Linked DNA regions of Homo sapiens: region 2 is linked to region 1. Evidence: chromatin contacts called from ENCODE Hi-C or POLR2A ChIA-PET data. All regions are on one chromosome and are shown on one strand. Each heading gives the region's core, a stretch centred on a gene start or an enhancer-like site at or near the end of the contact. The rest is flanking DNA. Distances are from core to core; before and after follow the strand shown. Region 1 overlaps SLC23A2 (solute carrier family 23 member 2). Region 2 has its middle 56 kb from the start of SLC23A2.

Evidence for each region. A loop is a pair of places that touch in the nucleus more often than their neighbours do. ChIA-PET counts read pairs that join two places held with the same protein, here RNA polymerase II (POLR2A). Pooled maps may share reads with other maps.
Region 2: a loop to region 1 is called in a pooled map, with 3 times the contacts of the local background. The contact joins two enhancer-like sites. A Hi-C loop is called at or near these places in 7 of 50 pooled maps. POLR2A ChIA-PET finds 5 or more read pairs at or near these places in 10 of 52 experiments (CD8-positive, alpha-beta T cell, H1, OCI-LY7 and 7 more).

Annotation. Positions count from the first base shown.
Region 1 is chr20:4,960,278-4,964,748 of GRCh38, forward strand. The region is part of intron 2 of SLC23A2 (solute carrier family 23 member 2); the gene reads right to left. Among named protein-coding and RNA genes, the nearest start is that of SLC23A2, 39 kb to the right of the region's middle. Within about 2 kb of position 2,059, at least 7 of the 41 ENCODE cell types and tissues checked have a DNase peak (open chromatin) inside an H3K27ac peak, as active enhancers do; they include CD8-positive, alpha-beta T cell, where a contact is called at or near this core.
Region 2 is chr20:5,054,942-5,059,412 of GRCh38, forward strand. It overlaps a transcript of TMEM230 not described here. Among named protein-coding and RNA genes, the nearest start is that of SLC23A2, 56 kb to the left of the region's middle. RefSeq lists an enhancer at 1,985-2,034. Within about 2 kb of position 1,955, at least 12 of the 41 ENCODE cell types and tissues checked have a DNase peak (open chromatin) inside an H3K27ac peak, as active enhancers do; they include CD8-positive, alpha-beta T cell, where a contact is called at or near this core.

The DNA.
Region 1 (4,471 bases), core at 809-3,308:
AATAAACAGGAATTCCTGTATCTTGTTGACAGAGAAGAAAATTGGTTCAAATACTTGGGAGAACCACTGCTAATATTTAGTTGGTTGAAACTGTGTATGCACTATGATCCAGCAAGGCCAGTTAGCATACTTCACCCCAGAGAAACCCACCCAGATGAAGACAGTCATTCTGTTCATTATGCTATGTCAAGAGGAGAATATCTAAGTTATGCTATGCTTAATCAATGAAATAAAATACTGTAGTTAAAATAAACGAACTCTAGCTACTTGGACCAACATTTGGGAACATTTTCCAGAGTGATTAAGTAGGTTGTAGCGCACGCGCACACGCACACACACAAGATCTACTATTTAAGGTTTTAAATCACGCAATCATTATTATATGTTGGTTTGTGAATATATAAGCATGTAACACAAAAGTAAAGACACGGACTGTAAAGGTACCTCTGGGAAGAAGAGAAAGAGGGAGATGAGGCTAGCAGAGAGGACAAACCAGGTATCTGAAATGTTTCAATTTCCTTAAAAAGCAAAAACAAAATACCTGAAGCAAAAATGACATGTTTAGATTTATTAGGTCTGGGTATCTAGCAGGTAAGTTTTCATTCTTTAGTTTTCTTTATATTTGAAATGTCACAATTAAAAGCAAATGTTTAACCAAAGACTATCTATCTTTAAAAGGATATACAGTCTGAACACACAAAAACTGGTAAAAGTGGCTGCCTCCAGAGATGGAAACTGGGACAAGGACCAGACAGGAAGGAGGCTTATTCTCCCTGCCTGGCCTGTCCTCATGCACATTCTGATTACACATCCTTTTTTTTTTTTCTTTTTCTTTTTTTTTTTTTTTTGAGACGGAGTCTCGCTCTGTCGCCCAGGCTGGAGTGCGGCGGCACGATCTTGGCTCACTGCAACCTGCACCTCCCAGGTTCAAGCAATTCTCCCTATAGGCACGTGTCACCATGCCCAGCTAATTTTTTGTATTTTTAGTAGAGACGGGGTTTCACCTTGTTAGCCAGGATGGTCTCGATCTCCCTGACCTCATGATCCGCCCACCTTGGCCTCCCAAAGTGCTGGGATTACAGGCGTGAGCCACCACGCCTGGCCTATCTATTTTTTTAATTACAAATAAATTTTACGCCCTCTTTATCTCCAATCCCCCAGAGTGGGGCCTATCTAAAGCAAGCTTGTCCAGCTCTCGGCCCAGGACAGCTGTGAATGCAGCCCAACACAAATTCGTAACTTTCTTAAAACATTTGAGATTTTTTGCGATTTTTTTAAAGCTCATCAGCTATCATTAGTGATAGAGTATTTTATGTGTGGCCCAGGGAAGCCAAAAGATTGGACACCCTTGATCTAAAGTATTTTTATTTCAGATAAGGACAGGCCACTGAACACATGACTGAGATTCCAGCCCTGACTGTGCCATTAATGATGGGAGGAGATTTAATTTTGGGGATGATTTAACCCCCTCCAAGTATCACATCACTTCTAAAATATTGTCTTTTATGAAAACACAAACATATCCCCCTCAGCCAGAGAATCTCTAACTAAGCCACAGGGAGCGAAAAGCAGTTCTCATATAACCCTGATAGGAAAACTTTTGGAATTTGTTCGGACAGTTCCACACAGACCATCTGCAGTGATTGCCTCATAGCCTCTGTGGGTAGAGATGTACGTAGACAGTTGCCCTTATGCAAGGCAGCATGAGGTGAGAGAAGGGCAGGAAGTTGGGGGAGTGCTTATCTGATCACTTGTTTTCTTAATGAACTAAGAAGCAGAGGTCATGGCTGAGAGTAAAAAGGCTGGGAATGGGATTGGACAGAAGTGACTATGGAAGAAGAAAAACGATGAGAAAAATGATATTATTTTAAAAAAAAAAATCAAAGTCCAGCTGAGCCCAGAACTCATAATATGAAATAGAGAAAGTCACCTTGTTATCTGGTTTCTCTCCAGCAGAGTTCAACCACCCCCGCCCCAAAAAAACAGAATAGTTAAGACCAGGGCACTGAGGGAGCTTGACAAGTTCTGGAGACAGCTCAGAGAGGGAGGAGACCATGTTAGTAAGATGGCAGCCACGTGATTTCCTGTGGCGTCCATAGCAGGTAAAAAGGACTGGGGAGGCAAGAGGAAGCCAGAGAGCACCACAGAGCTGGAGCACCAGGACCAATGAAGGGGAGGAATGAGAGCTAGGGAGGACAGGGTGTGTAGACACACTCCCAGCTCAGGATCCCAAAGTGCTGTCTGGGAGACGACTGGGCCTTGGAGAGCTGATATAAACTGGAAGTAAAACTACCTGCAAAAGGTAAAAGGTCAGTGAGGTCCCGTGGCCGGATAAGCCAATGACTGAGAGATGATGCTAGAAGACACAGTGGAAAGAAATGTGGCAGGCCAGGAGCCAACATTCAAGGGGCATAAAGAAAGGTCAAGAAGTTGCTAGATGGCCTGGCGCAGTGGTTCACACCTGTAATCCCAGCACTTTGGGAGGTCGAGGCAATGGATCACCTGAGGTCAGGAGTTCGAGATCAGCCTTGCCAACATGGTAAAACCCCATCTCTACTAAAAATACAAAATTAGCCGGGTGTGGTGGCATGCACCTGTAATCCCAGCTACTCAGGGGGCTGAGGCAGGAGAATCGCTTAGAACCAGGGAGGCGGAGGTTGCAAGTGAGCCAAGATAACGCCACTGCACTCCAGCCTGGGTGACAGAGCAAGACTATCTCAAAAAAAGTTGCCAGATGATGGCAAAGAGGAAAAAGGCTTCAAAACTAACAGTGGTAGTTGAATTAAGGCTGGAGGACACAGCCTGCTATTCCCTCTACCTGGAAATACTGCAACACCTGGAGAATGTAAATATCAATTCCTCAGCAAATCCTTTCCACATCTCCCAAAATCCAAACCACTCACTTCACTCTTTGCTATTCTCCCAAAGCAAGGAGCACAATTCATGCCAAATGTCCTTCGTTATCCAAAGTTATGCTTTTCTCAAGTTCATGAAGCCAACCAGGGATCCACGTTTTCTGGGTCTATCCAGTTCCTAAATTGTGATCAGCAGAAAATAAGCGAAGGGTATATACCTAAAGATGTATCCAGCAAGCCACCAAGTCAGGAAAGCAGGTGCTCTGGCATGCTGGCTTCAGGACCCCTTAGTCACAGCCACTTAAAAGTAGTCTGCATGGCTATAAGAATCCCTAAGGCTGCCATAACTCCTTTAATATGATTCTCTGTGTTGCCAATAGGAATATGACCATATGTAAGCTTTCTTATTAAAAAAAAAAAATGTAAAAAATCTGACCAGGCACGGTGGCTCACGCCTATAATTCCAGCAGTTTGGGAGGCCAAGATGGGTGGATCACTTGAGGCCAGGAGTTCAAGACCAGCCTGCCCAACATGGTGAAAACTCGTCTCTACTAAAAATATAAAAATTAGCCAGGCATGATGGCACACACCTGTAGTCCCAGCTACTCCTGAGGCTGAGGCACCAGAATCACTTGAACCCAGAAGGCGGAGGTTGCAGTGAGCTGAGATCGTGCCACTGCACTCCAGCCTGGGTGACATAGTGAGACTCTGTCTCAAAAAAAGCAAAAAATCAAAAAGGCAGAAATAAAATAAAATGTACCATTTATAATTTACACAACAAATTGTAATTGTAAATTTAGTAAATAATTTTTAACATCCCGTTAACATGCAAGCACTTTGGATATACTGCTAGTGGGAGTAATAATTGCCATTAACTTATTTTTTTTTTTTTGAGATAGGGTCTCACTCTGTCGCCGAAGCTGGAGTGCAGTGGCACAATCATGACTCACTGCAGCCTTGACCTTCCTGGGCTCAGGTGATCCTCCCACCTCAGCCTCCCAAGTAGCTGGGATTGTAGGCACATACTAATTTTTCTATTTTTGGTAGAGATGGGGTCTCCCCACGTTGCCCTGGCTGGTCTTGAACTCCTGGGCTCAAGCAATCCGCCCACATCAGCCTCCCAAAGTGCTGGGATTATAGGCGTGAACCACTGCACCCAGACATAACATTTTTAGATGGTAATTTAACATCACCAATCAAAGGCTCTAAAAATACACATAGCCTTTGACCTAACAATTTTACTCTTAAGGAATTTATCCTAGCAAAATAATTAAAACAGGCTTAAATTTTTCATTTTGTGAGTGTTCATTAAAATAATGCTTAAGAGTAATCCAAAACCGGAGGGGAAAATATTAATGCCTAAAATAGAGGACTGGTTGGTACAATTGTGGGCACATTCTTATATGAGCATATTACAGAGATTAAAACATGGGTGACTGACGTGGCAACGTAAGGAGTGCATTATTAAGCTGAGAAAAAGACAGGCTTACAAAACAAACCTGATAATCCCATTTCAGTGTGTGCACACATGCAGAAAATGAAGGGACACCAAAAAATTAGCCAGGTGTGGTAGCACACTCCTGCAGTCCCAGCTACTCAGGAGGCTGAGGCAGGAG
Region 2 (4,471 bases), core at 705-3,204, 95 kb after region 1:
TACTTTGTTATGACAGCCCTAGCAATCTAATACATTCACCAATGGCTCCCAATTTCACCCAGATAAAAAGCCAAAGTTCTTACTCAAACTTACCAACCCTAAACTTAGCAAACTTGGTGTCCACTCCTTGGAAACTTGTTCAGCCAACTGGAAGGCTGGAGAATTCCCCCTGTTAGGTGGAAACTGGATCAATAGAGTTAGTGTTGCAACAAGAAACATCCAACATTGGAAAGAAAACTAACCTTAATGATTTAATAACTAAAGATCTCATCTCAGAAAGTTTAGCCAACTCTGTCTCCTTCCCTTTGTGATGCTCTGCCCCTCCATGGAGATCATGGGAACAATTCTTAAGCTCTTTGTAGACTGGGCAAGGACACATAAATCCCCTAAGTCAGAACTGGGTATCAATGGTGGGTTAAGGGCTGAAATATAGAAACATGTGCAATTATTTGATGGTTTATGGCTCATTTCAACCAAAAGACCATTCCTAGCCCATTTGCACTGTTTTCATTGAGATGTCAAAAGTGCTGAAAGGAGGCTGGGAAAACTGGTTGGCTCCTGTCTGGGGCAGGCAGCTGATAGAGGAAATTAGCTGGTTCCTATAATTGGCACTGTAGCTCCCAATGAAGAGAGGGCAGACAGATTTAAATGAGCTGTTTTTGGGAGGAGGTGGGGAAGGAAAGGAGAGATGATTTGGGTGGAGAGCATACATGAAGATGTAGGGGAGGCTGGACGCAGTGGCTCACAACTGTAATGCCAGCACTTTGGGAGGCCAAGGCAGGCAGATCACCTGAGGTCAGGAGTTTGAGACCAGCCTGGCCAACATGGTGAAACCTCGTGTCTACTAAAAATACAAAAAAATCGGACCAGCCTGGCCAACATGGTGAAACCCTGTCTCTGCTAAAAATTAGCTGGGTATGGTGGTTCACACCTATAATTTCAGCTACTCGGGAAGCTGAGGCAGGATAATCAGTTGGATCTGGGAGGTGGAAGTTGTGGTGAGCCGAGATCACATCACTGCACTCCAGCCTGGATGATAGAGTGAGACTCCATCTCAAAAAAAAAAAAAAAAAAAAAAGATGTAGTGGATGTTGTTGGTGCCATCCAGATCCTGTTCATCTGCTGTCTCAGTCAGCTCAAGCTACCAAAAAGTACCACTAGCTTTGGCTTAAACAACAGAAATGTGTTTTCTCATAGCTCTGGTGGCTAGAAGTCCAAGATCAAGGCACGTGCAGGATGGGTTTCTTCTGAGTCTCTCTCTTTGGCTTGCAGATGGCCATAGTCTCTCTGTGTCCTCAAATGGTCTTTCTTCTGTGCATATGTATTCCTGGTGTCTCTCTGTGTGTCCTAATTCCTCTTCTTATAAGGATATCAGTCAGACTGGATTAGGGGCCAACCTAACAGCCTCATTTTAAGTTAATTACCTCTTTAAAGGCGCTGTCGGCCGGGCGCGGTGGCTCATGCCTGTAATCCCAGCACTTTGGGAGGCCGAGGTGGGTGTATCACGAGGTCAGGAGATCGAGACCATCCTGGCTAACATGATGAAACCCCGTCTCTACTAAAAATACAAAAAATTAGCTGGGCGTGATGGCGAGCATCTGTAGCCCCAGCTACTCCGGAGGCTGAGGCAGGAGAATGGCCTGAACCCGGGAAGTGGAGCTTGCGGTGAGCCGACATCGCGCCACTGCACTCCAGCCTGGGCGACAGAGAGAGACTCCGTCTCAAAAACAAAACAAAACAAACAACAACAAAAAAAAGGCTCTGTCTCCAAATAGAGTCACATTCTGAGGTACTGGAGGTTAGGGTTTCCACATATGACATTTTGGAGGACACAATTAAGCTCATACAGCTGCCTGGTGCATCTTTCCCCCAGCTGCAGGGAGTGATGGTTGATAATGACTCACAACTGCCCCATTTTCTAGAGAGTTATTTTTGGCCAACAGGGGTCGCCTTGTCTGGGAGGTTACTCACCCCCAGCAGCCTGCAAACAGTGCTGTGTGACTCTGTTGTATAAAGGCTGGTCCTCTTGCCCCAGGGTGAGACCAACACTGTGGTGCTATTCATACTTCTGAGCTCTCTGTGGGATCATGCTAAGGCTAGATTCTAGATGAAAACCACATCTTTGCTCAGCTTCTTCCTCTGTCACATGTGGCTTCCCTCACTTCCTTCTCATGGGAGCACTCCCCGAAGACATCACGTGCAGCTGAATCCCCGCCTCAGGCTCTGCTTCTAGGGAGCCTGACTTACAACATTGTTATCTTTTTTTTTGACACAGGGTCTTGCTATGTCACCCAGGCTAGACTGCAGTGGCATTATCAATGAAAAAAATGGAGGAAATGTTTATCAAATTGTAAATGACTCTAAGCTTGAAGGAACAATCAGTATGTGAGATAATAATGGCTAGGCACGGTGGCTCACACCTGTAATCCTAGCACTTTGAGAGGCCAAGGCAGGAGGATTGTTTAAGACCAGCCTGGGCAACATAGTGAGACACTGTCTCTAAAAAAAAAAAAGAGAGAGAGATGATAACACCAAGTAGGGTTTAGGGCAATCTCTGTGATCCAGAATGATGGACTGAACAAGTAAAATCAAATTTAACAGGGATATGTGAAAAAGCCTATATTCAGATTCACTTAATTATTTTATTTTATTTTATTTTTTTGAAATGGAGTCTTGCTCTTATTGCCCAGGCTGGAGTGCAATGGCGCAATCTTGGCTCACTGCAACCTCTGCCTCCCAGGTTCAAGCAGTTCTCCTGCCTCAGCCTCCCGAGTAGCTGGGATTACAGGTGTGCATCACCATGCCCAGCTAATTTTTTGTATTTTTAGTAGAGACAGGGTTTCACCAGGCTGGCCAGCCTAGTCTTGAACTCCTGAGTGATCTGCCCGCCTCAGCCTCCCAAAGTGCTGGGATTACAGGCATGAGCCACCGCACCCGGCCTTTTATTTAAATCTTTTAAGTCAACCTGCCTGACTCTTCTATTAGAAAGCATGCATGGCCCATCCCTTGAGAAATGCCCCCACTTTCCCCCTCCCCCCTCCTTTTTATTTTTTGAGACAGAGTCTCACTTTGTCACCCAGGCTGGAGCACAGTGGCCTGATCTCGGCTCACTGCAACCTCCGCCTCCTGGGTTTAAGCAATTCTCCTGCCTCAGCCTCCTGAGTAGCTGGGACTACAGGCACCTACCACCACATTCAACTAATTTTTGTATTTTTAGTAGACAGGGTTTCGCTCTGTTGGCCAGGCTGGTCTCGAACTCCTGATCTCAAGTGATCTGTCCCCCTTGGCCTCCCAAAGTGCTGGGATTATAGGTATGAGCCACTGTGCCTGGCGTCCCCTGTTATTTCTGATCCCTCCTTTGGATAGGTACACCCTCCTCCAGGTCCTACATCCTCTCTCCAGGGCTGGACTAGGAGGGTCTTCAGGAAGATGAGGAAGGAGACGCAGAGGACCTAGGAAAGAAAAATCCCTTCATGACTGAGTAGGCCCCACCAGCCTACTTTGTCCCTCTCCTATTTACTGCCCTCTTTCTCCTCACAGGGAGCCGGACCATTCCTCACCCAAGAGTCTACCTGTGGGGAGGTATGCAAGACAGTCCTCTTCTGCAGAGAACTGCCAGTTTGGGTTTTCCTTTAAACTTTAAAGGAATTTGACTTTCACCCTTCCGGCACCTACAGACCCACCATGGTCACTCATGGTCAACTATCTTTTCTTAGAGAGAACATGTTTAAAACTAGGTATGTGGGTATATTCATCAAAGGGAAAATTAGCTGGGCATGGTGTCGCACACCTGTAGTCCCAGCTACTCAGGAGGCTGAGGCTGAGGTGGGATGACAAGGTTGAGCCCAGGAGTTTGAGACCAGCCTGGGCAACATAGTGAGACCCAGTCTTTATGAAAATGAAATAAAATAAATTAGCTGGGCATGATGGTACATGCCTGTAGTGGTAGCTACTCTGGAAGCTGAGGCGGAAAGGATTGCTTGAGCCCAGGAGTTCTGGGTGACAGAGCAGGACCTTATCTTTAAAAATAATAGTAATAAGAATACAATTTACAAGAAGGAGAAAATAAACCTGGAGCTCAAGCCCTCATGAAACAGTGTACTTGAAAAAACAAAGGCTCTATTTTAGTAAGTATAGGTTAGGTAATGCTACAAAAACAAACAAATCCAAAATCTAAGTGGCTCAAAACTACATGTTTTATTTTTGTTTTCTTTCTTTTATTTTCTATTTATTTTTTTTTGAGACAGGTTTTGTTCTGTTGCCCAGACTGGAGTGCAGTGGTGTGATCATGGCTCACTACAGCTTCCACCTCCCAGCCTCTGTCATTCAGATACCCCAACCCCAGTTCTCCTTTATGGAAGTAATCAGGCTTACCAATTTCCTGTGTCTCCTTCCAAAAAAAATTCTCAACAACAAATACACATTTATATACATGAGTCTGTTGTATATAGCACATGTTGTATATAGTACC